Linked DNA regions of Homo sapiens: region 2 is linked to region 1. A link is an interaction called in ENCODE POLR2A ChIA-PET data of the cell type or tissue named here. Cell type or tissue: Caco-2. All regions are shown on one strand. Each heading gives the region's core, and the rest is flanking DNA. Links, peaks and the distances in the headings are about the cores only.

Region 1 (14,816 bases), core at 2,273-10,272:
TCTGTAATCCTAACACTTTGGGAGGCCAAGGTGGGTGGATCACCTGAGATCATGAGTTCGAGACCAGCTTGGCCAACATGGGGAAACCTCGTCTCTACTAAAAATACAAAAATTAGCTGGGCGTGGTGATGGTCATCTGTAATCCCAGCTACTTGGGAGGCTGAGGCAGGAGAATCACTTGAACCTGGTAGGTGGAGGATGCAGTGAGCCGAGATGGTGCCACTGCACTCCAGCCTGGGTGACAGAACAAGACTCTGTCTCAATAAAAAGAATAGGTCGGGCGTGGTGGCTCACGCCTGTAATCCCAGCACTTTGGTAGGCCAAGGCAGGCGGATCACCTGAGGTCAAGAGTTCCAGACCAGCCTGGCCAACATGGTGAAACCCCCCCTCTACTAAAAATATAAAAAATTAGCCAGGCGTGGTGGCAGGCGCCTATAATCCCAACTACTTGGGAGGCTGAGGCAGGAGAATCACTTGAACCTAGGAGGCGGAGGTTGCAGTGAGCCAAGATCACTCCATTGCACTCCAGCCTGGGCGACAAGAGCGAGACTCCGTCTCAATAAAAAGAAAAAATAAATAAATAAACATTACACAAGGGATTACACAGTGCTGGTGGCTCTGCATCAAGACTGGAATCCATTTTCCGAGGAAGAAAAAGGAAATGATTCTTGCCATTTGGCAGTACAGATTTGAAGGAAACAAACCCCACAACACACTCTGTCCAGAAAGAATATTCTTTTGTGCTGAAGTCACAGCTCCGTAGGTGCAACTCTTCTCAGGAAACCTGCATGGACTCCTGGGGACATTTGTCATCAACTTTCAATAACACAACAACTTGCAATGTGGCTATTTTCCAAGGAAATATCAGTAGGCTAGATTCTCAAGTCTGTAAGATGAGTTGTAAATGGTTCTCTTCTGCAAGTTAAAGGAATAATTTACAAAGCAAAACTCCAAGAATGAAAGTTGTGGCCCTAATAAAAACATGAACAAAAGCCTGGGAAAATGTGCCGGCATTTCCCTCTCTCCTCGTAAGCAATCACTTCTAGAATGTTTTCATCTAGATGTGTAACTATCCCCTCCCATAGTGAAGTGTGCCCAGTGAGCACCGGATTGGGAGGCCAGCCCCTGGCTGTCCAGAGGATGGAATGGAGGCTCTGAGTGATGTCACACCTTGGCAAGTACACGTAGCTAACTCTAAGCTCCTTCTAAAGCTCTTATCATTTTTTTTCTTTCTTTTTTTTTTTAAGCAGCAGCAGCCTTCTTGTCCTTGGAGGAATTCAGATTTAATGAGGACAGAGAGATACAACGAAAATTACACAACCCAATCCCACAGAATGTGAGCAGATGAAGGCCATGGCTAACTGGGCCTCAGAACAGAGGGCCAGGCCTCTGGTAGTCAGCGTCCCACCTGGACCACTCTGGAAGGGACATAGCCTGGGAAGGACTCAGGAGGCCCACAGCTCCACTCCCTTCTCAGTCAGTCTGTCTTGGGGGGCCCAACGTGGAGGAACTTGGGCCAATCTGAAAAACACTTCTTTTGGGGTCAGAGCTCTCAAAAGGGTGACCAACCACAGATGAAAGAAAAGGAATCGAAGGCTAACCTGGTTTCCACTGGAAAGAACCTCGGGTACACAGTGTCGACAGCTACTCCTAACAGCTCAGTGAGGTCCGTGCTATCAACACAGTTTTCAGCACCACTTCAGAGAAGTTTGGGGACCATCCCAGGGCCACAAAGAGAACAAGTGGCAGGGACGAGAAGGGGTGCCACCTGGGTTCCTGCAAAGCCTGCTCCCTTTCCGCTTCACCCCCAGGGTAAACAGGCAGGACAACGCAGCCACAGGCTGCACCCACGCTGGGGACTTCCTCTTGTTTGCTCAAAGCCATCTGGCAGTATGGGAAACGGAAAAGCTGGTGTCCCCAGAGCTGACAAGAGGCGAAACCGTGCAGAAAAACCAGTGTGTACAAATGAAAGGAGAGGCAGTACCTCCAGAGGGTCAAGGGGACTCCAGACAATAGCGATCACAGTCGGCCAAAAGCCTCTGTCCGCTCCCACTCATTCGCCCAGCTCATCTTGGCATTGAAAACGGAAGCCGGGTCTGTCTGGAAATCAGCTGGAACCTTTTTGGCTACAAAGCTGAACTCAGCACCAACAGCCCCCAGCTGGCCGCTCACCAAGAGTCCTGGTCACAGACTCACAGGCCAAGGTCGGCATTAAGCGGCCCAGTGCGTGTCTAGCCCTGTCAGCATGCCGCTGGCCACACAGCTGTGCTTGCCCCGTGCGTGGTGTCCCAGGGAACTATGCTTTGGAAGAACTAACCCAGTCTGTGAAGAGCTAGCCTGGCAGGAGCCACAGCACCTCCCACTCCTCTCACCGCCAGGGCCCACAGGTCCTGGCAGCCAGCCATCAGGGAGAGGAATGCAACTCCGCAGGGCATGACCACGCAGAGGGGCCACCTCACTGCTAGGTGTGAGGCTGCAGAGACCTCCCCATGGGCTCCGCACAGACAACCAGACACCCGACAAGCTGAGCTGATGTGGAATGGGCATGTTCTAAAAGAAGCAGCACTGACAAACATCTTTTACTCACAAATAGCCCGGCAGCCGAGGGACCATTTGGAGTAAGGCCATCCCTCCAGGGCGTTCTGAGAAGTCACTACAGTCATAAATGGGAGGGTGACACCCAGAGACCGGCAACGGCAACGCCTAGGTCGGGATCCAGGTTTGGGAGAACCATTCGCGCGGTAGTCACACACACACTATGCTTCTCACGCCCACTGCTGCAAACACCTTCGTGGGAAGAGGAAAATGAATGATCGTGTGTTCTGTTATCCTGTGAGAAGAGTGAGCCTTTAAAAAGTGAATAAACACCATTCCAGTTGTCGCAAAATCTCTACTAATAATAAGCAAAATGCCTTAAAAGCACAGTATGCTCTCGATGACCTATGTTTTGGATTATTCCTATTTAATGGAGGTGGGGGTGGGGAGTTAAAGAGCAACACATGATCGGGTGCAGTGGCTAAGGCCTGTAATCCCAGCACTTTGGGAGGCCGAGGCGGGCAGATCGCCTGAGGTCAGGAGTTCGAGACCAGCCTGGCCAACATGGTGAAACACTGTCTCTACTAAAAATACAAAAATTAGCGGGGCGTGGTGGCACACGTCTGTAGTCCCAGCTATGGAGGCTGAGGCAGAAGAATTATTTGAACCCGGGATGGGGAGGTTGCAGTGAGCTGAGATCGTGCCTGGGCGACAGAACGAGACTCCGTCTCAAAAAAAAAAAAAAGAGCAAAACATAGCAACTCTGTGTGTTGCGGGTTACCTGTCTCACTCAAATTTTTCATCAGAATAATCTGGTTACACCTGAATCCTTGCCAGTGGAAAATGAGAAAGGCCTCACAGGGATATGTGGGGAGTTGCCACCAGGGCTGCCCCAGAAATCAAGGGTCACGTGTGGCCCAGGCTTGGGAAAACATTTCTCAAACCACGTGGTCCCAATGCAGGCTGGATCTCCAGAGGTGGGGCCCACCCACCAGTCCTTCCCTCGGAAAGAGACCACGGCCCCAAGGACTGAAGCCCAACCAAGTAACTTAACTATTCATTATGCTAATATGCCCTTTGTTGAGGACCCAGGAGCCAACGCCCTGATACAAGCCAGCAGGGCAATGCCTTCACCCACCTCACGAGCAAGCCTATTCTTCCCTTATGGGCTGTGCTCTTGGAAATTTCTGTGCAGACTCTCTCCACCTCCCACCCTGGGGACACCCTGCCGCCCTCCACGCTGCCTCCCACCAGCCCGCTAGGTCGCTGGGGCATTGGTCTCAAATCTACAAGCGCCATGGAAAGTTGTCCAGGGCTTTGCCACAGTTCTCCGAAAGGGTGAAACACCCTACCTTGTGTCTTTGTATTCTTCTTTGCCTTCTGCAAATCCCCTTTGCTACTCCAGAACACAGCAGGTGGCCCTGCCCAGGGCCTCTGCCCACGCTGCCCCTCCATCGCGACGGGTCCTTCTGCAAAGTCGCCCAGGATTTAGTCCCTCACCTCCCCCAGCCCAGCATCCTCTTGGAAAGAAACACCAGTTGACTCCAGATAGAGCAACCCACCACCCCGTCTCTGGGCCTGCAGGCCTGCCCGGCCAGGGACCTCAAGTAATCCAGAGGAGAAACATTAGGATGAGTCTGCCTCCTCCTTGAGCCCCCAAATCCCACCAATTCTGCAAATGCCCACGTTGGAAAAGATGCCAGTAATTCTGGTTCAACATGTTCCAAGGAGGGGAAAACGACAGCCTGCTGTTGACATTCCTGATTTGGAATTGTGAACACATTCTTAGAGGGTAAAAATTAACCACCATCAGTTGGGGAAGGCATTATGGGGAGGGCATTATGGCTGCACTTCAAGGACTGATCACAAGAACCGCCTCACTCCAACTGCCCAGGGCCTGCATCGACGTTTTAACAGAGCCAAACCAGAGCGAGCCCAGTTCTGGACCGTTCCCTCAGAAAAGCAGCCGAGGAAACCCTGAGTAATTGCACTCATAGATCATAGGCTCTGGCATGTGGTTCCCAGACTGAACCATTTATCCAAATTAAAACCATTCTCCAGAAACAAAATCAGACCCTTTTAATTGAAAATAAAACCAAGCAACCCCGAAGGCTCTTTTTTTTTTAAATGAAAGACATTCTTCCTGCTTTCTCATCCCATTAATCACAGAGTTTACACAATCTGTCAAAATAGCTTGGTAAGAAGTCTCCCTCTTCCTTTTCCTGCAGGCCTGGTTTTTACCCTGGGGGTGATAACCTAGCCATGTTTAAGGACAGCGGGTGGACACCGTGAGAATCCAGCCAGCACCCTATGTCTCAACTGCAATTTGACCATATATACTAAGGAGTTCCAAAAAGCTTGTGCTCACCAAAAAAAAAATGGAAAGCAGGGACTTATACACCCATGTCCATAGCAGCATTATTCACAACAGCCGAAGGGTAGAAGTAACTGAAGTGTATCAACAGATGAATGGATAAACAAAATGTGCTATTCATACAGACACACACACACACACACACACCCCCACACACACGGTATTATTCAGCCTTAAAAAGAGAGAAATCGTGACACATGCTACAACATGGATGAAACCTTGAGTACAGTATTCTAAGTGAAATAAACAAATCACAAAAAATACAAATACTGTATGATTCCACTTGTATGAGGCACCCGATGTAGTCCGTTTCACAGGGACAGAAAGTAGAATGGTGGTTGCCAGGGACTGGGGGGAGGGGAACATGGGGAGTTAGTGCTTAAGGGACACCGAGTTTCAGTTCTGCAAAATGGAAAGAGTTCTGGAGCTGGAGGGTGGTGATGGCTGCACAACGTGAAGGTTCTTAATGTCGCCTAACTGCCGCAGTTAAACATGATTAAAACGACAAAGTTCATGTTATGCATGTTTTACCAAAGCTTAAAAAAAAAGATGTTTGTATTCTTTGATGCCAAAGAGTCTGCTAGAAATCCTTTCAAGAGCATGACTAGCTACGATCTGCCCAAAGACCTATGTGCAAGCATAACACAGGATGTAAATGATCAATGAACAAATAGTGAAGTCCAAATATCATGGTACATCCACATACTGGAGTACTATACTGTCATCAGCAGTCATATTTATGCAGAGCTATTTCTGGATTGGGAAATGCTTATACTGCCACATTGACTTTAAAATGCAGGATACAAAATAATACATATGGTATGATCTCAGCTTGGTAAATTAAAAAAGCACAGAAAACATATGGCACACAAGAAGGCTAAAATATGAACCTCTGTGGAGGTGATATTAGAAGGAATTTTTTCCTTTTTCCTTAGCATTTCTCTATCTTTTCCAAGTCTACAATGAGCACATATTACAAGAAAACTATTTTGTAGAAAAATAGTCAAAAAGCAAATTAAGAAGCAAAGATACGGCCGGGCGCGGTGGCTCACGCCTGTAATCCCAGCACTTTGGGAGGCCGAGGAGGGCGGATCATGAGGTCAGGAGATCGAGACCATTCTGGCTAACATGGTGAAACCCCGTCTCTACTAAAAATACAAAAAATTAGCCGGGCAGCCAGGCGTAGTGGCAGGCGCCTGTAGTCCCAGCTACTTGGGAGGCTGAGGCAGGAGAATGGCGTGAACCCGGGAGGCAGATCTTGCAGTAAGCTGAGATTGTACCACTACACTCCAGCCTGGGTGACAGAGTGAGACTCTGCCTCAAAAAAAAAAAAAAAAAAAAAAAGCAGCAAAAATATGCTCATTACTTGAGAGTCTTCTGCTACTCTCCGAGTAATACAGATAAAAAATGTGCCTCCCTCCTGCGTGCAGGACAAGAGAGAAATGCATTCTTCACCCACGTAGAGCCCTCCTGTCTCCCTTAGCACCTACCCAAGACATGGACACAGGCCCCCTTTCCTCCAGCCCTGTCCACCCGGCTCTGCAGGTCTTTCCAGAGGAGACAAACTGGAAACACCTGTCCTTGATCTTTGGAGAAAAACTCATCTCTATCACGCTGGCCTCCCCTGTGTCAACCACTTAGCACACAGCTCCCTCCCAGTGGATCAGATTAGCACCTCCAAGAATGAGGAAGTGGTTCTCCAGAAGGACCACAAGGTGCTTTTCAGGCCCCTGGGGCCATGGAAATTCAGCAGGACCAAAGTACACTGGGCCTGGAGCCCAAAAGGAGGAAACAAAACCCCACGTGGCTCCCACCCCTGAGCTCCGGAACCAGTGGAGGAGCAAACCTGTGGAGGAACGACAACCCCAGGCTGCAGGTGACAAATGACAAACACAGTCACAATAACCCCAGGACCTCTCAGGACAAAGGACAGTTCTGCCCCAGGTTTGTGGGATGCCAGAGCCTGGCCTATGTCACTGCCTCCTGTGCGTACCTTTGATCTACCTCCCAAATGGCCAGTGATGAAAGGGGTAGGCGCCCAGGGACACCTCTAAGAAAGGTGATGGATTACAAGGTGGAGAAGAATGCCAGGACCAGGCCCCTTTGTTTGCAGAGCCAGCCCGGCGCTCCAGGGAGGAATGTGCACAGGCCAGGACGCAGATGCCCCTGCTAATGGCCCAGTGTGCCCCAGGGCCCACTCTCCTGCCCGCCTGCCCTGCACAGCCAGATGTGGGCCTGTGCCTTTTATTGTGTGGCTCCAAGTGAGTGAAATGTTACACACTGCAGCTGTGTTCCAGGGTGATGGGGAGAGCGCAGATTCCTGAATCCTCCAGCGAGAAATAATCCCAGGGCCTGGAGCAGAGCCCGGGCTCTCCTGTAAAAAGAAAAGCAACTGCAGACGGCAGTGAACGGCCTTGGCCAGACACTTCCCGAGGACTTTCTTTCTTTCAGTATCGCCACGAGTGTATTCCAGTGTATTCAAAGCATCAACGAATTGGTCTCTACTTTTCAGGAGCAGTTTCATAAACTCTACACACAAGAGGTGCCACGTCACACTGTGGCTGCCAAGACACAATGAAAGGAGGTGACACACTTTAGTCCACCTGGAGGTGTCCCCGGTGTCCCCAGGGGCATGGCCTGGCTAGGAGTGGCACTTGTAATCGTCAGCAGGGCACCCGTATTCATCCTTCCTGGGTGCCGACAGGTTGCCGCTCGCTTGGGCAGCTGGAAGAAAGATTCCTAAAGATTCTTCTGATATCTTAGAAACAAAGCCAGGCCTGCAAAGGGCGTATTAAGTGCTATTATCTTTCCCCAAAAGAGAAGAGGAAGAGGAAGGGCAGACAATCTAACATGAACCATAATTAGAGCTGAGGGAGGAAGGAAGAGTAAAGAAAGGCCCAGCCTTGGGGTCCGAGGAAGCAGCTGGGGCTGGCGCACTGGCTGAGGTAGACAGCAGGCACGCCGCAGCTCCTGAGCCTTGGCCTGGCCACTCCAGGGGCTGGGCTGTGGGTGGGGACTGCACAAACCCCTCATCTTGGCAAGAACTCCAAGCATTGCTGACGGACCGGGATTCAGATCCAAGGCTCAGTATCCTCACAACACACACAAGTTACTTGAGCTCGCTAAGTCTCAGCGCTCTCTTCCAGAAAAGGGAGACCATCAGGATGGCATACATGCACGGTTCAGCAACGATCAGACTAGGGACAGAAAGTGCCCAAGCCACCTTGGGTACTTGAGTAGTAAAAGGAAGGGGGTCTTGTTAGCCGCGTTATTAGGCTGAGAGCTGGCGGGCTGTTTGCAGAGGGCTCCCAGGGCTTCCTGCCCAGCGCTGGGGTGGAGACAGGGACAGAGAGGTCTCTCCCCTGAGGGGTGGCTCTGAGGAGCACTTCCCTAGCTCTGGGAGCACCTCCCTCTGCCAGAGGGAATTTTCTAGATCACAGACATAGAATCCTTCAGTATAATCTTTCATTCATTTTGCCCAGGAGACAAAAGAGTAGTAGACTACTGCCTTCTAAAAAAAAAAAAAAATCGGCCGGGCACAGTGGCTCACGCCTGTAACCCCACGCTTTGGGAGGCCGAGGCAGGTGGATCACCTGAGGTCAGGAGTTCGAGACCAGCCTAGCCAACAAGGTGAAACCCCATCTCTACTAAAAATACAAAAATTAGCTGGGCATGGTGGTATGCGCCTGTAATCCCAGCTACTTGGGAGGCTGAGGCTGAATTGCTTGAACCCAGGAGGCAGAGATTGCAGTGAGCTGAGATGGCCCGACTGGACTCCAGCCTGGACTCCAGCAAGACTCCATCTCAAAAAAATAAAAATAAAAAAATAAAAAGAAGCATGTGAGAATCCTCCCCTTCCCTGACACAGTGAGGCATTCCGAGGGACCCTAAATTGTGTGCAGTGCTTCATCCCCAAGTTGATGGCCCCCATCCTCAGTCACCCTCATTTTCACTGGCCTCCTCCCTCCTGTTTCGCAGAGGCAACTCCCAGCGAGGGTAGGAGGCAACAGGTGAGGGATACCAGGTAGAGCTGCGCCAGGTGCATGGGGCAGGGGGTTGGGGGGGGGCGGTGGTTAGAGGTGTGTCTAGAGGGCCACGGTGCTCCTGGAGTACACTGAGCAGGACAGGAGATGCCGCCATGCAGACAATGGAGACACCCGAGGGACCCTGAGCTCAGCACTACATCCCACATTGCAGTGATGGATGTGTACCAAACACATTCCTGAGTCACAGAGTACAAACAGAAAGCTCACGAAACTTGGAGAGTCTAGTTTTCTGCTTTTACGAGAAACGGATAGACATCAAGGAAACCACTGTTCCTGCCCGAGCTGCACTCGAAAAGCCCCACGGCAGGACACGGGCCTGCATCCGGATTCAACATACTCTAAGATTCAAAACGCCCTCAATCTAGGAGAATTTAGTCCTGCTCAGCAGCATTTTGGTGGCAGCGATTTTTCTTGTCTCAGCGTTTTAGGAGCAGTGAGGCAGCGTGGAAACGACACAACTGTGAGCCATGATCCCTGTGAAGATGAAGCCACGCAACACGCCCTTCACTGTGGGGGCAGAAAGAAAGAACTGTGTTCCATGTTGTGATGGTTTTTAATACTCTTGCTGTGAGGAAGAGAGTAACTAAGTTAATCAACCACCTACTTAATTAACCAACTAACCAGCATCCCTCATTCTAGATCAACAAGGATAGCAGCAGAGGATTCTAGGTAGACAGGACTGGCTCTAGGTCATTCCAGGCACAGCTTGCAGGGGTTAGCTGATTCCCCAGTGATTTCTGGGGTCCTACAGGAAGGACCCGGGGTCCCAGGGTCAGCTGACCTCCTGGAGAGCTTCAGACGCCCAGACCCACCCTTCCCATGATAGCTCCTGCTGCATGGGGCAAACCCACCAGATCAACCCGCAAGACAGGAGGCCCCTCCCTGGGAAATCTATGGGGGCCGCTGTGAGGAAGCCTCGAAGCCTCAATTCTAAGCGTGCTGCTGAGGCACTCAGCAAATGTCTCTGGCTTCCTAGTAAGTGGCAGGGATCTAAACAATGCTTTCTGCCCTCAGGAAGGTGGAAAGTTCCTCCCCCTCTCAAGTTCATACACAGGGACACAGGGAGGGAACAAGAGGCTTCCCCTGAACAGGGGTGGTTTACAACAGGCTGATCTTAAGAAAGGAATGGGGCACATAGAGTCAGAGAACTGGGCTCATTCAGATCCCTAACTGTTCCCAGACTTTAAGAATTTACTTGGTATTTTACTCATCTGTAAAATGGGTCCTTGTGTAGAGTCCTAAGCAGATATAAGCTGCGACTGCCAAATGGTAGGTCAGCCCTTCCACTCACTGTTCTTGCCATACTGCCTCCTCCTCAGGTCTCTGCTATCCCCTTCAGCAACACCTCCTGCAGTGGAAGAGCATACTTTGACACCCCCTCTCCTGCCCTTTATTTCCAGAGTCACATTTGCAAACAGCTCACTTTCAAAACATTAGGTGCCAAAGAGACACTTTGTTAAAAAAAAAAAAATCAATTTGCATTCAGGAATAAGTAGTGCCCTGGGGCTACTAGTTTTTCTATCTTGGTAGTTTTTTAAAGACATAATTCAGCTGAGCTGCTGATAGCTATGGCAGCCTCAGCTGAGGAATCGCTGTCTGGACATGCATTAGAATTCAGTCGACAGACGCGCAGCAGCAGCCAGGAACAGGGGTCTGGGACCCTAGAGTCCTGTCCCAGAATCCCAGGCTGCACTACCACCATGTTTCATTTCATCTCGGCCAAGTTACTTAGCCTTCCTTTGCCTCAGTTTACTCGTCTGTAAAATGGGGTAATCATAATCCCAACTCCCTCCAAGGAATGTAATTTGGGTGAAATGAAATGAATGCATGCAAAGCATTTAGCACAGGCAAACACTCAATCGGTATGCCTGTTACTTTGTCTTCGGGGTCACCATTACTATTCCTAAGGTCAGGAGTCGGGCTTGCTGCCAGTTCCTCCTGTCAATTCCCTGTGTACACACCCCCCACCCCCTGTGCTACCACACCCCCACCAGGACCCAGTGCACCTCCATCTCTGTGTAATGGCCTTGCCCCTCCACCCTCCAGCTGCAGCGACTCCCCACCCCCTCCCTGGCCCTCAAGGCCTCAGCACAGAAAAGCCTTTCTTAATACTTGTTGATTGATTTGCAAATATAACCTCACAGGCCCCAAAGAGAGAAGAACCAGAATCACCAGAACAAGTAAACCTCATTCAAAAGGGAAAGCATGAAAGCAATTTAAAAAATTAATATGCACAGACCAAAGCCTCAAGAAAATCTAAAATGTCAAAGGGTTGGTTAGTTCAGAAGGGCCATGCAATATTAATACAATGAGTTCTGCATTCATACTTTTCAGTATATTTTCAGAGTCCTCCATGATCATGCATTCAAATAGTGAAAAAAATGGGGGGAAAGCCAACCCGGAAGATCAAAGTGTGTGAATGCGCCCCAAGGAAGCCTGGGGGCTTCCCAGGGGGTTGTGACCACCCTCAGTAGTGCTCTCTGCTGGCCCCACACCCTGATGGCGCTTTGAGTTTTTCAACCACGCTGGAGTTCGGGTCATCTGCTGACACTGTCTGGAGAATGCCTGAGGAACGCCTGAATCTCTTCCCGCCACAGACACTCAAATCACTCCAAGCAAAGGACCCGGGACTCACATGTCAGGCCGCTGCACAGCACCGACACAGAGACCCCTGGGCCGTCCGGGACCCTCCCTCCTCCTGCTTGTCAGCGACAGCTCCCGCGTGCCAGGAGGCACATGCCACACAGCTGGCCCCCAGCCTGGGACAGCACCCCCCACCCCAGAATATCCCCCCACCCCGAGGTCCCGTCCTTCAGGGAAAAAAAGGAAGCGCGTAAAGACCCCCTGCCTCCCACCCACCAAAGGGAAAGGGAAAGAGACGCACTGGAGAGCTTGCCTAGAAAAAGTAGGAGAAGGGTCTTGAGCCTGCCCATTGAAGCCCCTAGCTGCGCTCTCCACCTGGAGTCTCGAGACGGAGTCCTAGGGAGCAAAGTCCGCTCGGTCCCGACAGCGACTGCGACATAGCTGCTCCGGTCTCTGCCCTCAGTCCAGGGCGCCCGGGCGCCACGGGTCCCACTCGAGTGGTCCTGCGCCCCAGCCAGTCCCCAAACCCAGCCAGTCAGCGCCCCCGTCCCCGGACTCCGGCGAAGCTGGCCCGCGCCCCAGCCCCTGTCCTGGGACTCCTGCCGAGCCCCCGCCCCCCACGCGCCGCAAACCCCGTACCCGCGCGCACCAAACCCCTTGCCCGTGCGCCCCCAACCGGGTCCCCGCGCTCCCTAACCTGGGTTCTCCCGTGACCCCATCCCCGCGCCCTGAGCTCCCGTACCCCGCGCTCCCCGAACTCTGTCTCCGCGCTCCCCGAACTCAGTCCCCGCGCCCCAGCTCCAGATCTCTGTGCTCCCCAAGCCTCGTTCCTGCGCCCGGAGCGCGAAAGCCCGCGCCGGGCCCGAAACAAAGAGGACCGCGGCGCGTGGCCGCGTTTCCTCCTTCCCCGGCCCCAGTACCTGGGGGAGCCTGAGGCGCGGTCCGGCAGGGCGATGGCCGCAACGAGGCTGGGCTCCGAGTAGCGCGCGGGCGGGCCCGTCCTCCTGGCTGGCTGCCGGCGCCCGCGGCAGGGCCCCCTCGAGGCGGCGCGGGCAATCGCCACGGCCGGCCCCCGCGCCCGCGCCCCGAGCCTGGCGGGTCACCTGGCCTCATCACCCTAACAATGCAGCGCGCCTCCAGGCGCCCTTCACCGGGGTCCCCCGCCCTGCCGAGGTGCGCCCTGGGACCTCCCTTCGCTGGCCGCAGAGAGGACCTGGAATTATCAGACCCATTGAGCAGCCCAGGCTCCAAGTGGTCTGGAGGCTTGCAGGTTCCGCCGGGCCGGTGTTAGAGTACCTGGGGAGGCGGGTTCGGATCCTGGTTCCTGCACAACCAGTTCATTCTTTCATTCAGCGCCTGTGATTAAGGTGCTCTCCGGGAGCAAGACCTACCCTCCCTCCTGTAGCTCATAGCCTAGTGGGAGTCGCGCATACATAAAGGAGCACAGCCGCTCCGGAAAGCCTAGGGTGCCGTAGAAGCCCCTGAAATACCCAGCTAATGAAGGGAGGAGGTCAGGGAAGTCTTTAGAAGTCACATGACTTCTTAAAATGCGCCGGGACAAATGAGCAGAATTTAGGCAAGCCAGGGGAAACCAGAAAAACGATCCCGAGCAGAGAGATTCTCAGAGGAGGAAAGGCCTATAGGTTGTCCATCCTGACTGTCCATCCCTGAGATTCAGATGGCCCTGAACTCAGTCGCTTAGCCTCAGTTTCCCCATTTGTGAGATCGGGGGAATGGAAAAAGTTTGCAGAAATCAGAAGTGCTCTTCCTCCAGGGAGGTCACAAGAGAAATTTCATCAGCGGTTTGTCCTGTGGTCCTTTCCAGGAAAACATCCTCCCCGCCAGCCTCTCACAGAAGAGACCTAGATTTCATCTGCCACGTGGAGCAGGCGGTCTCAGAATCCCACCCGGAGCAGGGTCCAGGGCAAGTCTTGGAGGACAGTCACCAAGAACTGCTTTGGATTCGGGAACAGAGCTGCCTAACCCATCCGCAGCCCTGGGGTCCTGCCCTGTTCCTCTGGCCCCTTCAGGGCAGCGGGGGAAGCAGGGAAAACAGCCTGTCAGAGATGGCAGAGAAACCGAGCAAGAATAATTATCCTGGAAAAGACTTTCAGAAGTAACCACCAGAAACTTCGAGTCCCCAGATCCAAACAGCTGAGAATGTGGGGCCTGAGCCACGCTCTGACTCCACTCCCACCACATGAGGAGAAACAAGAGCTGCTTTTCTGGAAGACTTGAACAACCCCTGCTGTGCTCTGGAAGGTAGTGTCATTTCTCATCCCCAGACTGATCTGGGTATTTATTCCCAGGCAAAGGCTTCATGAGCACCATGCCCCAGCCCCTAGAGATGAGGCAGGCATTTTTCCTACACTCTAGGAGACACCAGGTCAAGAGTCAATGAGATGAGTCAAGGGGTGCCAGGGAAGATGCCATAGGGGAAGGTGGGGAGGAGGTCACAGCCAGCTGGGTTAGGAATGGGGGTGAGGCTGGTACTGTTACGATCTCCTTTGTCCTGATAAGGAAACAGGATCTGACATTCTAGGCAACTTGTTCAAGGTCACCCACCTGGTCAGGCGAAGAAAGTGGGAGGGATCAGGACTATCTGGCCTTGAGGCTACTCTTAACTTCTTCCCAGCTGCCTGCCCACACCATCCACTCTGTGCAATTGGACTAAATCATCACTTTGCTCAACCCTCTCTTCCATTAAGACCGTGGTGATCTTCACACCCAGAGCCAATTACGTGCTATTCTGTGCATCACAGAAACCATCATAATGCCAAAAACCATGTTGGCTGAATGACAACATGAATTTGAGCTTCTTGCAGTGTTAGGGCACCCATTTACAGGAGGTGACACTGTTGTTTGTCTGAGAGCTCACAGTCAGGAAAACTCAGTGCAGTGCTGGGGTTCTCTGACCCTTTGTCAGGGAGCCTCTTCTAAAATCTCTCCAAACTGCTACCCACACCCAAGCCAGATGGCCCCACCGGCCACACTGCCCTTGTTGGGGTAGCAATGGAATGGGATGCCCCAACCACACCTTTGTTTCTAGAAAAACTGTGACTTGGGTGCTCATTCGTGCAGTGTCTGTGGTTATATTCCCTGGCAGTGTCCCAAGAAAGGAGAAGAAAAACCGGGCTCCAGTATCCCCACGCACTCTGTGTTGGCTGGGATGGCTGTTCCCCGGGTTCCCCACACCTCGTCTAGAGGCACATGAAGGGAAGCCTCTCTGGATCCCCAATCGGGACCTGGGCCCCTTCCAGAGCTTCGCTTCCCCAGCC
Region 2 (14,816 bases), core at 3,111-11,110, 170 kb before region 1:
AGAGACAAAACAAAACAAAGTAGCTGCAGCGGGGGACACACGTTCCCGGCAAGGAACACACTCCGCGGAGGCCGGCACAGCAGGGCCTCCCCTCTGGACTCTGGCTGGGAGTTCACGCTTTGGAGTGGAACTTCAGCCCTGGGGCACAGGCGCCTGCAGACAGCTGGGGTGCAGGCAGAGGCACCACACTGCTGCTGCTGGGTGCGGGGCTCCACTGGAGGCTTCAATGTGTTCCCTGTGCTGCTCCTGTGGAACCGCAGCTCTGAACACCACTATCGCTAGTCCTCAGAGAGGCCACACCTAAACCCTTTCAGACCACGTGAATGTGCCCTGTTTTGGAACACATCCGAAAAATAGAATTCCATGGTCTCTTTTTTCTAGACTTTAACAACTGATTGTGATAGCTTTTCTTTGATCTCAATGCTCCATGTTGCAACTTAAAGCTTTTTGTTTTCCAAAAAGCAGCAGCCGGTCATTACTGTGTGTACTATCCTAAATGATTATGTGCATGCTGTAATTTAGAGACAGAGATACAAAGAAGGAGGAAGGGAGAGAGGGAGACAGAGAGGGTGTTGGCATTTAGACAAGTGTTCAGAATCACCCTGATGTGATCTGAACTCAAGCTGGGGTTCATGAGGTCCCCAGGGTGCAGCTCAAGCACCCTAAATGATTGTGCCAATGAGCCAAAGGGTAGAGCAAGCCCCTCCTTGCAGATGCTTGGCATGTGGGGAACGGTGGGCAGAGCAGGAGCCTGAGTGTCCTGACCTGCCTGTATAACTAGGTCCCCCCTGCTTCTTGTGACCGTGCGCAGCACTGGCATCATTGGAAGGGTTCTCAGGCCACAGCTGGGGGAGCTGCAGGGACAGGGATACCCCTCACTCAGAGATCAGGGGCAGGACCACCAGGTAGTGGCACTTTCCCAAATCCCCAGAAGGCCGAAGGCCCTGGACAGGCTGGATTCTGCTCTCAGACCAAATCGTGCACAGGCAGGTACCTCCCCAACCCCGAGGCTGTGGGGTAGTGACTACCAGAGACAGCCACGTTCCCATAAAAGAGACTTTTCTTGGAGAAAGATGGCTTTAAAATATCACATGCCTCACAACAGTAAATGAGAAGCCACCGCAGCAGGTATGATCCGGACCAGCATGCGGGAGAATTCTGCAGGGAGGGTCTTCCCTAACCAGATGAACATCCACCAGAGGAACAAAAAGCCCAGAAACCCAGCCCAGGAGGCAGGGAGCTGTGACTCCAGGCAGACCCAGAAGATGTTTACCTTTGTGCTATCTACAAGGAAAGGGACGGGTAAATAAACCAAAAAAATATAATTAAGACTGTGGAAGGATGTTCCCTGTTGACAAACATGACTGGGTCTCCCTTGTACGGCCTGGCGCTGGCCAGCGGTGCTGTAAACATGGGGCTCAGACTCAGGCCTGGCCTCCAGGGGCCCAGGAACCAGGGCGTTTGCAAGTAGAAAACTGGCATTGTGAAGAAATGTTGCCTCAATTTGCTTTCCAACAGCCAATGGCACGTTGGCCACAAATCTACCACCTCTGTCCGAGACTGACTTCTCAGCAAGACTCAATCAAAGGCTGCCCTTGCAGGGATCCTTCCAGGATGTTCTGAGAGTATCTGGGCCCCTCCTTTGAGCTCCCCATGCCCCACACTCACTACACTGACCACCCATCAAATGCTTCAACCTGGGGCATATTGTAGAGATCCCCAGAGGGAGGTCCTTCTGGCCAAGGGTAAATCCACACATGCACCCCCATTGATAGAGATGATAGCACCCACCTTTCCCTGTCTGCCTTCAAATGTGCCTGTCTGCCTCCACTAGTGCCTTGCAAATGGGGAGTGAAAAGTGGTTAGGGAAGGGAAAAGGAAAAGAGATGCCCCAATTCAAGCCAGTCTTGCTCTCAAATTTTATAAATATTTAAGGGAACCAGAGATTTAAAAAAATAAAAACAACAACACGATGTCAGCTGATAGCTCACGCAGCCTGTGCTGCCATGGGCGCCAACATTTGCCCACAGGAGTCAGGAAACTCCTCAGGAGGCAGCTGTGGGCTCAGTCCTGGCAGGCAGGGAGTGTCCTGGGTGAAAACAGAGGGAGCTGTGGGCTCCAGTACGGGCCACATAAGGGGCACAGTGGAATATCCCCAACCGCAGCTCACCGTGCCCCTCCCGTCAGTACCGCCCCGCCCAGCGCAGGGCCTCCTTCCAGGCCAGGTCCTGCCCTCCCTCTTCAGGAATCCAGGATGCTCCCCCAGGTCCCCCCACTGCTCCTCATAGCAGCTACACACAAACACACTGCTCCTCCCGCAGCAATCCCAGCTCCCTCCACATACCAGAAGGGAGGAGAAGGCAGGCCACGGTGCCCAGGAGGTACAGAGTGGCAGGAGATGGGAATCGGCCTGTCCCAAACAGGTTCCTCTCCAGGCCCCATATGATTCTCCTGTAAGATTCCTATTTTTCACAGCACAAGCTTTCAAATACTCCTAAGGCTCCACAGTGAAAGAAAGAGCGGTCTATCCCACTGGCAGAGAACAACTGCTGCCTGAAATCACGTGGCCCTCCCTTCAGGGGTTTCTCTGTGTATTTTAATGCTAACTTTGTTTGCTGGCTTGAGATCCTAACGGCCTCATCATACACAATCCCTGTTTCATATTAAACCTCTTTCCTCTTGATTAATGGAGGTAAACACCACCCTCCCCAGTCCTCCTGACCAAATCATGAACTGACTCCAGCTTCTTCTGAAAGACACGGAAAACCACAGGATTTTCCCTAACTCGGGGCTCCCAGCAACCACCATCAACACAGCAGGTCAGATCTTGAGACAAAATCCACTCACCAACCAGGAGCCCTCCATAGTGTGCAATAATTATGCATTATCTACATCAACAAATCTTTTTAGGAGCAATGGCAAGAGATCAGAATTATGCTTGTAATACTTAACAGAAAGAACAATCAACATGGTACTTGGTACGAGGGCCCCCAAATGCCTCCCTTTAAGATATAATAGTAATGCAAACATTTCGTAAAGATTAGACTGATTCAAGTCTATAATTTTCCCTTCATCCCTCCGGCTTTAACTTTATTTACCTGGGTCTCCCCAGAGTGTTTCTAGAATATGTTGATCCTTTGCCTTCAGATTTTAGAATATCTGCATTTAAAATAACAACTCAAAGATGTGCAGTCACAATTTTGTAGCATAGAAAAATGAAATAAGAAATAGCAAGCACCACAACAAAGGCTGCGCACAGCCTGTCACCATGCTATCATAGAGCCAACCACAAAAGTACGTGGGTGTGATGTTGACATCACAAATCGCTGGGAGCACTCAGATCTTGAGAAAGTTGCAGCCTCTTTAGACTTTAAATTCTCTGACTGCAAAATGAGTATTATGATATTGACCTGGCTATGTTGTTATAAAGATTAAATTAGCACTACATATTAATATAATTCATTATCCAATAATGATATGCTATATTTATATGAATATATTATTTAAAGGGCATAAGCTTCTAGAGAGAGGGCACTTGGTACTCAAAAACATATAGGGTGAATGATGATCTCAATGGGAAGGCCTGTAAGCACTCTTGCTTTCTTTTAGTCTGATGAGGCAATTCAGAAACCATCGCCAAAATTTATTTTCTAATAGTGGTATAAAAATATGCCTGTGCCCGGCCGGGCGCGGTGGCTCACGCCTGTAATCCCAGCACTTTGGGAGGCCGAGGCAGGCGGATCACAAGGTCAGGAGATCGACACCATCCTGGCTAACATGGTGAAACCCCGTCTTTACTAAAAAAATACAAAAAGCCGGTCATGGGGGCAGGCGCCTGTAGTCCCAGCTACTCGGGAGGCTGAGGCAGGAGAATGGCATGAACCCAGGAGGTGGAGCTTGCGGTGAGCCAAGATTGCACCACTGTACTCCAGCCTGGGTGACAGAGAGACACTCAGTCTCAAAAAATAAAAATAAAAATAAAAATAAAAATATGCCTGTGCCCTTGACTGGACTGGACAAGTTGCTGGTGACCAGGAACGGAGCCCTGCCTTGACCTCATTTGCTCCTGGAGTACACCAAGTCGAAGGCAGACACATGGAATTCTCAAAGAAGTTATCCCTCAATCCAGTGTTTAAAGACACTGATGACTTGCTTAACTTTAGGCCACATAAGTGTATTTTTATTTCAAACTCTCCATCAACAAGAGAAAAAGCACCATGTACCAAGAGAGTCAAGGCTTAAGGTATCAGCCCCAGGAATGCCAGTCCCCAATTCAGAAGTCAGCCCTCAGGTTCCTATCATCCCCCAATGCCAGCCGTTGCTGGGCAGCTCCTATTCAGCTCTGCTTCCCCTAAATTTACTAAGCAAAAGAGCAGAACCCTCAAAGCATCCCTAACAGAAAAGAGTAACATTCTCACTCAATGCTCCACTGGTGGCCCAGGCAACTGTCTACGCAGGCCTCAAGGAATCTGTGAACTCAGAGAATGAGTTACAACCGCATATTTGGAGGGTAAAAAGTTAGATAGCTAAGCCCCATAGGTCAAAGACTTAAGTCAGGCAGGGCCAACACTAACCATGATTTCTTCACTTGGAGCTGAAAATGACTTCAGATGTTCGCAATATTGTAATTCATGACCTAAAGCAATTGAAAGGTGGGTAAATATTGGCTGCAAACGAAAACACAACCAAGTCCACTATGCTGAGATGACAGCATGGATTAAGACCCAGCCCAGTCTAAAAGGGAGAGGAAAAGGCAATCACAAAATAATGCTGTGATGCGTCCAACAGAGATCTGTAGAAACCTCTCCTGGGGCAGAGTCTCAGGAGAACACTTTCATTTTCCCTGGCCTTATGTAAGTGCCCTCGGTAAGAAACAACCAGCAACAGCACTATTTGTTTGTGAAAACTTCTTGAGCAGGCAACACCTTTGTTTACAAGTCGGGTCACTGGAGCGAGGTTCTAGAGCCAGCAACCATGAACACAAAATTCAAGTGGCCGTGGATTTGTCCAAGCAGGGGCAGCAAGATGAAGCATGTGTTTACAAACTGTGGACCTGAGAGCCGAGACCAGGGAGGGAGCAAGCCGGATCAGGCCCCTGGAGCCCTGCCAGACTCCTGATGAGCCCGCTGCCCGCATGAATTCCTGAACAGGGTTACATAACGCCTCGGCTGCCCTCCCCATGGCACTGTCTGACAATGCCATATTTACTAAACCTCTTGAGGTTCTGCCCTTTTGAAAGGAGCAGACTTAAGAATCTGACCTTTTGGGAAAAGCACACTGCAAAGATGGGATGGGTCAGGTGTGCAGCTGGGAGGGGCCAAGCAGGGATGGGCTGGCTGTGTCGAGGCGAAGGCAGACGGTGGGTCAAGGTCAGCTTTGCTGTTGCCTGCAGCAGCTCCATCTGCTAGTAACTGAGTCCAGGGAGTGGCAAGTGGGGCTCTGTTTTCCCAAGTCACTTTCTGCAGTTAGACTTGACTCTGGCCCTTCCTTCTCTGTGAACTTGACCACTGTGATCTTTGCCAGTAAGTCCCAGTGCAGAGGCCCTCATGAGGAAAGCCAGGCAGATGTCCCTGCAGGCAAGGCAGACACCAGAACCACGGAGGGGAAAACTCAAAGAGGACAAGAGGCCTTTTGAAGGAGGAGGATTAAGGATGGCTACCCCGCCTGGGAAGCCACTTTCCGCCTTCAAAAGTACACAGACAGCCTCAGAAAACACCCAGACTGAGGGCACCAAGCCATCTGCAGTCTTCAGGGTGTAAATCTATGCACATGCTTTCTGCTCGTTAGGATCCTCTCCAAGCCATGACTGTTGCCAAAAGAAATAAAACCACCTGCATATCTGAACTTTACACAGAAAAGGCCCTGTAACTTCTTCCCCCACTACAGCCTTCTCAACTTAAGGATTGCTCAGTGAACCTGCAGCAGGGCACGTCACGCAGGCACAGGGAAAAACTGAAGGAAGGGCAAAGTGAAGGCGGCGTGGGCATCCTGTGCTGAGCATGGCAGAGTGGGTCACTGGAAGGTCGGAAGAGGCTGGAGAGGAGGAATCCGGTGCTGCTCCTGCCCTGCACACCCTCAGAACACCCAGAAGAAGCATGAACGGGAGGAGGGGATGGCTCCCGCTCCTCTCTAGGGATGCTTTGCCAATAATGAGAAACGTGCAACCGCATTTTTTTCTTCCTGTGTTGTTCCCTTAGGTCGTTTTCAGAGGGAGTCAACAGCACTGAGATTTCTGGGCTTTGGCAAAAGATGCACTCCCGACTCTGATGGGAGTGCTGGCAGTGACACCCTGGGTTTCTACTCTCCAGGTCGACCACAGATGTGAGCTCTGCTGTGAAGCCACTCCTTCTCTGACACGCTGGAAATCATCTCTCCCACCTAACCTTTAGCTCTTGCCGCCGCGCACCTTCTGCCATGCTCAGTTCCACCTGCCCTAGCTATCTGCATGCTCATCTCCCTGAAGGACCCAGACTCCCGGGAGCAGGAGCCCTGCACTGCCCACTCACGTGTCCACCGCATCTTCTCATGCAGGCCGCACGCTGAACGTGCTCAGGATAAAGGCTGGTGACAAACCACAGCCACAGGGACTGGGCCGTCAATGGCACCTGACTGCGCTAGTAATCTTACTAAACTTTCTAGGAGAGGTTTATTTAATAAACAGACTTGTTACAGGCTGAATGGTGTCCTTCCAAAATCCATAAGTTGAAGGTCTCAGCACTTCAGCATAGGGCTGTGTTTGGAGATGGGGTCTTCACAAAGGTAAATTAAAATGAGGTCATTAGGCTGGGCCCGAATGAATGATAACTGGTGTCCTTGTAAGAAGAGATGAGGACATAGACACACAGAGGGAAGCCCAGGTGAGGACACAGGGAGAAGACAGCCACCTCCAGGTCAAGGAGAGAGGCCTCAGGAGAAACCACCCTGCCCACACCTGGATCTCAGGCTCCCAGCCTCCAGGACTGTGGGAGAATCACCTCTGTTGTTTAAGCTGAGACCAAAGGGTGAAGCCTGAGTTGAGAGGTCAGGGCCAGGGTGGGTGGACAGTGCTAGATCAGCAGGGCTTGGGGACAGAATGGCGGGATCAGCTGGGGCAGCAAGAGGCGGCTGGCGGGTTCCAGTGGCCTGAGGGACACAGAGTCTGAATGCCAAGCAGGTTAGAGCCAGCAACAGGTAGAAGACCAGGAGGAGATGGCAGGCTGGAGAACGCCAGCCCAGGGTGGCCTGGAGGCCATTGGGAACACTCCCAAGGGCTGCAGGTGGGACACTGAGGAAAGGAGGCCACCGCCTCCTTCACCCACTCACGGCCCCTCTCTGCCCTGCCCCACCCTGTTCCTGGGCCTGCCTCATTTATCAAGTGCCAAACCCACACCTCCACCACACCCCTTCCAAGTCCCACCCACACCGCCCACTCAAAGCCTCATTCCAACTGCTACAACAGAGATGCATGTAATGTCTACTCAGACCACACGCTTGGGCTGCGGTGCCCACTACAGGGTGGGACAGGATAAGACGCAGCACCATGGGGAGAGGGCCTATGGGGTGGGTGGGGTGCTGGGGGCTCTTCCAGAGGGAAGAGGCAGTGGCTGCCCCAAAGACTAAGCCACAGTCTGGTCCGATAGAGGAAAGTGACCTGGTGATGCCGCAGGGTCACATCGATGCAGTTTCATCCTCTGCCAGGCGCTGTCCTGGGAGACTTATGTGACTGAGTACATTTAATCCTTACAAACCTGCACTAGGCAGAGGTCTAACACTTCCCAAAACAAAATATGCAAATATGTAAGCCCTACAAAATCTGGTTTCAACCTTCCAAGACAACGACTTTCCTTGCAAGACAGACATCCTTACAACAGCATCAGCCTTTGTGGGTGCCTCAAGCCTGGGATGCTTCATCTGTTTGTATAATAACACCCCTTCCAACCTGGAGCCAACTCACAGGACACGTCCATCTGAGTCCTCCTGTGACCTCTCCCACCCCGTCTCATCAAGGCCTCTGTAGGCTACACGGTATCAGTAGGTTCCCTCCTGCCAGAAAGCCCATGTCCCCAACGGGATCCTCTAGGGCAAAAACTTCACTCATGGGCCTAGAGCAAGCATAGCAACTCCAAAAGCACAAAACATTAAAAAAAAAGACTACTGGATGAATGACAGTAGGAAGAAGGGGCCACAGAAAATAATGAGGAGGAAGGAGGGAGGGAGCAGAGAGGAGGAAAAGGAAGAAGGGCAAGAGGAGGAGGGAGAAGTTTGTAAAGGCAGGGTGGGAGAGAAGAGAGGGGAGAAGAGAAGGAAGGAGGAGGAGGTAGCTGGGAAGAGAGGAGAGGAGCCAGGCACTTCCCAGGAGACTGCCCCCGCCCGCCTGGTCTCAGGAAGACCCTGCAGCTACCAGCCCATAAACAGCCCAGGGGAGAGGGCCCCGCCTGGTCTCAGGAAGACCCTGCAGCTACCAGCCCATAAACAGCCCAGGGGAGAGGGCCGTCCCATGCTCTTGGTGGGCGGTAGGGGGGAAGACACATCTTAGCCTGAGGGTCACCCTCTATGACTGAGTTGTTCAGCTGCCTCCCATGAGTCATCTTAAAGGGACGGAGCCGTGGGGCAATAACTACTCATCACTGAAGACCTGGTTCAGGGAGCACCCGCCCTTGAGATGCTGCCTCCCAGGGCAGGTAGAACACTACGCAAACAAGATGAGGGCGGGTGCAAATCCTACCAGCATCGCCCCCAGCCTCTCTTGGCCTATTCTTTTTTTTTTACCTCTGAGACGGAGTCTCGCTCTGTCGCCCAGGCTGGAGTGCAGTAGCGCAATTTTGGCTCACTGCAAGCTCCGCCTCCTGGGTTCATGCCATTCTCCTGCCTCAGCCTCCTGAGTAGGTGGGACTACAGGCACGCGCCACCTTGCCCAGCTTATTTTTTGTATTTTTAGTAGAGATGGGGTTTCACCGTGTCAGCCAGGATGGTCTCGATCTCCTGACCTCGTGATCCGCCCACCTCAGCCTCCCAAAGTGCTGGGATTACAGGCGTGAGCCACTGCGCCCAGCCCGGCCTCCTCTTTAAAGCTGGAACACTAGACCCAGTTCCAGAGTGGGTGGAGGAGTAAAGTGCTGAACATAGCCGGTGCTCAATACAGACTCAGGCCCTTCGTCCAACGATCCCAGGAAGTGTCCTGGGAGAAGGAGCCTCCAGGGTGAAGCCTCCTAGGAAACAAGCCCAGGGCTGCCTTCTGGACCACAGGATGTGAGGAACACCAGAGCGGATGTTTCTCTCCCCTCCTGGTCCTCCCTCTCACTTCCAGCCACAGGGATGCTGCACCATCGCTGCAGCACAGCACTGCTGAGGACAGACTTCCAGCCCAGGTCCTCCTCCTTAGGACAGTAGAACAGAGAGCTGAGGAAACGGGCCTATAAAAACGTATGACGCACCCCAAACCTCAGCTTTCTTGCCTATGAAACAGGAGGCAAGATGTTTATAAAGTGCTTACTCAATGCCTTGAAAAGGGCTGGGCCCAGCTGTTGTTCCAGACCTGCCTTCCAGGCCTGAAGAACCCCTCAATTAGGTGGTGAGCATGTGAAACAGGACAGACCTGGAGGCCCCAGAGGGACCCCGCAGGCGTGGATGGGTTTAGACTGTCTCCACCTTCAATCCTCTCCACCTTCGATCCTCGCTGATTTGATTTTTGTAAGAATTCAGGACCAGCAAGGTAGGGAGTTCACCATCCACTAAGCTAAGATTTCAAAATCTAGGGGTTACAGGGAAATTAATGAAAATCCTCAAAAACTTTGTATAGGGTATTTATAATACAATGAAAAGCTATTTCTCGAGTCACCCTACTGCCTTATAGAAGTGGGTCTTCCAAGGCCATGAAATCTTTACATTCTATGATTCTATGCATGCTGAAAGTCATACATATGCCTTAAAAGCTTACCTTATTTCAGATAAAAAATTTTCCTAAAATTATTTTAAATGTATGAATTGTTTGTATTCAAGAAAGATAAAAGGCAAAAATGTAATGGCTAATCTCCTCCAAGAACCAACACACATAAGAATCAAAATTATCTGGAGAAATCATTGTTTTGATCATTAATCAAGCTGTAATTGCACCAGCTGTATTTCACACTTTGGCTATTAATGATACATAAATATTCTATTTCTGCACCCACACTCTGGGAGGCCTGTGATCATGTGAAGAATGCAAATTATAGTCAGAACACAGGGGTTCTCAGAAGTGAGTGGCCGAGTTAGGACATTAATTTCCAGGTTGTATATCTCGAGGGGCTCTAGAATGAAAGAGAATCAAGAATGAAGATTTGTTCCGTCCCTTTAATTAAAATAGTTTTATTCAGAAAGTTAACTAAATGCCTTAAGGCAGTGGTCACCAATCTTTTTGGCACCAGGGACTGGTTTCACAGAAGATGATTTTTCCATGGACTGGTGGAGGATGGTTTCAGGATGAAACTGTTCCACCTCAGATCATCATTCTCCTAAGGAGTGTGCAACCTAGATCGCTCGCATACACAGTTCACAATAGGGTTCGCACTCTTATAAGAATCTCATGGCGCCGCTGATCTGACGGGAGGCTCAGGTGGTCATGCTCGCTCGCTGGCCCGGTTCCTAACAGGCCACAGACCGATAAGGTCCACGGCCCAGGCGTGGGGGACCCCAGTGTTAAGGTAAAAGCTACTTTTCCTTCTTCCTACAGGGTACTTTTTTTGGGGGTGAGGGTTACTGTTTTAACACAGAATCATGATTTCAAGTCATCACCACTGGGAGAGTGGGGACACCAACCCATCTGCGGCCACAGCGGGCACTCACCATGACATCTCCCTTCAGAAGCTGGGCCGGCTCGATGACGATGCAGATCCTGCTGGGGTTTTCTGGGCCAACGTTGCTTTGGGATGAAGAAGAAGGTAGATCATTATGCAACTTCATGATTTTGTGGGAAGAATACATGTAGAGAAAAGCAACCCTACAACCCAAAACTCAGAAATTACACAGAATGCCCAATCAGCCCAGAATCTAATTCCTGAGAATCTAAATGAATCTAAAAAGGTAAAGAAAGCTCCCAGGCCATGGAGGGTCCTCATAGCATCATCATGGTCAGTGACTGACTTGAAGTGACTAAGGTCCAACTCCAGAGGCCCGAGCTTGGAGACGACCATGCAGGCTTAGAGGAAGGGGCCCAGGGTGTGCACAGCCACAGTTTCAGTTACAAACTGAGGGTGCAATTCCAGAGTGACATCAGTGCACAGAGGGCCCAGAGCAAACCCAGAAATGTGACAACAGCTCTTTGTGAGTAATGAGAATATTTGTTTCCTTTACTGACTTTTCATAAAATGCCTGTCCACATACAAAAAGACAAAGAAAACTCAGGAATGTGTACAAATTTGGGGGATGTGTGGCTACGTATTGTTTAAAATGCAAAGGAGGCTAGACATGGCTCACGCCTGTAATCCCAGCACTTTGGGAAGCCAAGGCAGGCAGATCACTTGAGGTCAGGAGTTTGAGACCAGCCTGGCTAACATAGTGAAACCCCGTCTCTACAAAAATATGAAATTTAGCTGGGCATGATGGCAGGTGCCTGTAATCCCAGCTACTCGGGAGGCTGAAGCAGGAGAATCGCTTGAACCTAGGAAGTGGAGGTTGCAGTGAGTGGAGATCGTGCCAGAGCGAGATGCTCTCTCAAAAAAAATAAATAAATAAAAATGGAAAACAAAATGGAAAGGAGCGAGAAAGAAAAACCATAGTAGTGAGATCCTATCGTAGGACTCTCTCCAGTAGGCTCACAGTTAACCTTCCCTATTCTTGGGTTCCACATTCATGGACTCAACTGACTGGGGACAGAAAATATTGTGGGAAATAAATAAAAAACAAAAATGCAACCATAAAAAATAATAGAAGTTAAAAAACAATACATTGTAACAACTATTTTCACAGCCTTTACATTGAATTAGGTATTGTTATGTAATCTAGAGATGATTTAAAGTATACAGGAGAATGCTCATGGGTTATATGAAAATACAATGCCAGTTTTTTTGTTGTTGTTGTTTTCTTTTTTTTTCAGACCGAGTCTCGCTCTGTCGCCAGGCTGGAGTGCCATGGCACAATCTCGGCTCACTGCAACCTCTGCCTCTCAGGTTCAAGCAATTCTCCTGCCTCAGCCTCCCAAGCAGCTGGGACTACAGGCACACGCCACCATGCCCAGCTAATTTTTGTATTTTTAGTAGAGACGGGATTTCACCATATTGGCCAGGATGGTCTCAATCTCTTGACCTTGTGATCAGCCCACCTCCACCTCCCAAAGTGCTGGGATTACAGGTGTGAGCCACCAAGCCTGGCCTTTTTTTTTTTTTTTTTTTTTTTTGACTCTCGCTCTGTCACCTAGCCTGGAGTGCAGTGGTGTGATCTCGGCTCACTGCAACCTCCACCTCCCAGGTTCAAGTGAATTCTCCTGCCTCCACCTCGAGTGGCTGGGTTTACAGATGCACGACCCCAAGACTGGCTAATTTTTGTATTTTTAGTAGAGACGGGGTTTCACCATGATGGCCAGGGGCTCGGTGGCTCACATCTGTAATCCTGGCACTTTGGGAGGCCGAGACGGGTAGATCACTTGAGGTCAGGAGTTCAAGACAATGCCGTTTTATAAAACACACTTGAACATCCTCGGATTTGGTAATCAAAGGGGGTCCTGGAATCAATACCCCTTGAAAACCAAGGGGCCACCATACTCCAAAAAGCAAATGGCCCACTCTCCCCTCAAAATTCCAGCCCCCACGTCCTTTAATGGAGCCAACTAGTGTGACAGCCCAAAGACACTTGTGCAGGGCAGGAGGGAGGGCCAAGGCGTGATGCTGGAGCACGGGCCACGAGAGGATTTTCCCCACTGGACTCTTCTTTGGCTTCTTGGCATTCTCTGACCTGAACCCTCCCACACTCTTCCTGCGGGACAGGCAGCTGAGGGTCAGCTGCAGTTCCCTGAGCCGTCCAGGTCCCACAACAGCAGCAGCAGCAGCAGCAGCACTCACTAGATCCCGGAGGTGTACACAGGCTGCATGGCTTGGTAGAGCTTCAGAAAGGGCCGGCACACTGAAAGAAAGGCACAACTGTCTGTAGAGGCATGACCGGTACAGAACGAACAGGAATTTGGCAATCAGAAAGACAGAAAGCGACGAGGAGACCAGGAGACTGCACCTGCGGCCTTTGAGGTCTGGGAAAGCAGTGCATGGAGCCACAGGGTTGCTGCAGGAAAAGGCCGGACCCGGTCCTAGAAGCCTGCAGAGCAACACAGTTTGACCTTTATCCAAAGGGTGCCAAAGGCTCCTGAAGTGAAGCCAAGCTGCTTCAAAACCAACTAGCAGCTTGGCAAGGTCACTCTGGCCATAATGACCAGGGGGACCTGAAGGCACAGATGTACTTCAGAGACAATAGAAACCTCTGAGCAAGCACCTGCATGCGACTGGCGAGGAAGGGCAAGGGTCCTGAATCCCAGCCATGTGCTGTGTGTGCCTGCATAGGACTGGGAAGGAGAGGACAGGGCCCTGACCCTCAGCCATGTGCCATTTGCTCCTGCATGGGACAAGGGAGGAGGGATAGGGCCCTGCTGACCCTCGGCCATATACTCTGTGCACCTTTGGGGAACTGGGGATGTGGAGACAGGGCCGTGATCCCCAGTCGTGTGCTGTGCTCATCTAAGTGGGACAGGAAGGAGGGCTCAGGGCCCTCACCCTCAGCTACATGCTGTGTGCTTTCCTGTGGGGTCATTTTAAAGGAGGAGGAGGAGATGGGTTCATGAGATGCGTCAGGGGAGACTGGGTCACATTCATGCCTCTTACTGGGCTTCTTCCATGGCTTGTGACCTCAAGGCCAACTGCACAGCTGACCCACTAGGGCTGCAGCCCAGAACAATGCTTGTCTGCCCTAGTCACTGTGCATATACACAGGGGTATTTCTGATCCCCCTTGCTGGCCGCCAGTCCCTCCCCTGATTAAATAACTTGGCCCAACCACATAAACATGGGGCTCTGACCACTGAAGGGGGACCCAGTCAATCGCCAGGGAGGCAGAGGAGCAGATCCTGGGCCCTCTCGGAAGGAAAGCCGAGGCTTATCTAAATTGAGGGGCCCAGGACCAGCTCCAAGTCTGGGCCAGCCAATCGCAGGTGCCACGTCATAGGGGACACTCACCTCCACCTGTGTCGAAGTTGGGGGTGCCGTGGAGGATGACAAAATGCAGGAACAGGGGAGAGGCATTCATTTTCACCGATCCGGACAGGAGCCCACTGAGGAACTGAACATACCTGCAAAACGGACAGCTGGGTTACACTTCCCAGAAGTGTCTTCAGCCTCTGCTGAGAAGGGAACTCAAGGAGAAACACATCCTGGCTGAGTCTGGGGCTCTGGGAGAGAATCGGTCCACTGCTCACAGCCAGGGGTTCTCAGCATGGTGCTGCGCTTACAGGTCTGAGGGCTTCCCACCAGCGCACCAGGCACCAAGCACCAGACACCAAGGCACAACCGGCCTCTTGGCTTGAGCATCCCACACCTGAAAGGCCTCTGTGCCTGTCCACTGAACCTATCGCCAGGCAAAGCCAGGCCACAGGCCACAGGCCATCACAATCCCCACTGGTGAGCAGCAGGAAGCAGAGGCCTGGCACACCGGTGGGCGTGTGCTCTGTCACTAGCATTGCACCTATGGCAGGGTCACATGACCCAGGCCCAGAACCACTCACTGCACCTGCTGCTTTCTGCTCATACTCGAGAGCCCTAAGAAAAGGCTGGAGTCCATACTCCCCTCCTATCCCGCAGCCTTCCACGCCACATCTGATAAGAG

The links. ChIA-PET counts read pairs that join two places held together with the same protein. Peaks named below come from ENCODE experiments on the same cell type or tissue, not always from the same donor. Only the 100,000 strongest peaks of a DNase experiment are listed, where the experiment ranks them.
Region 2: POLR2A ChIA-PET joins it to region 1 with 12 read pairs; 2 of 35 experiments call an interaction of 5 or more read pairs at or near these places.

The regions. Positions count from the first base shown.
Region 1 is chr7:47,569,593-47,584,408 of GRCh38, forward strand. It overlaps TNS3 (tensin 3), which reads right to left and starts at 12,519. Exons shown (of 31, transcript NM_022748.12): 1 at 12,459-12,519. RefSeq lists enhancers at 11,855-12,392, 12,393-12,930. In Caco-2, for the core only: no CTCF peak of the experiment used is centred there; DNase peaks (open chromatin) are centred at 4,379, 4,799, 6,769, 7,490 and 1 weaker place.
Region 2 is chr7:47,400,924-47,415,739 of GRCh38, forward strand. TNS3 (tensin 3) reads right to left here. Exons shown (of 31, transcript NM_022748.12): 11 at 14,171-14,283; 12 at 13,014-13,074; 13 at 10,804-10,879. Among named protein-coding and RNA genes, the nearest start is that of SNORD151, 56 kb to the right of the region's middle. RefSeq lists enhancers at 1-460, 2,207-2,715. In Caco-2, for the core only: no CTCF peak of the experiment used is centred there; no DNase peak of the experiment used is centred there.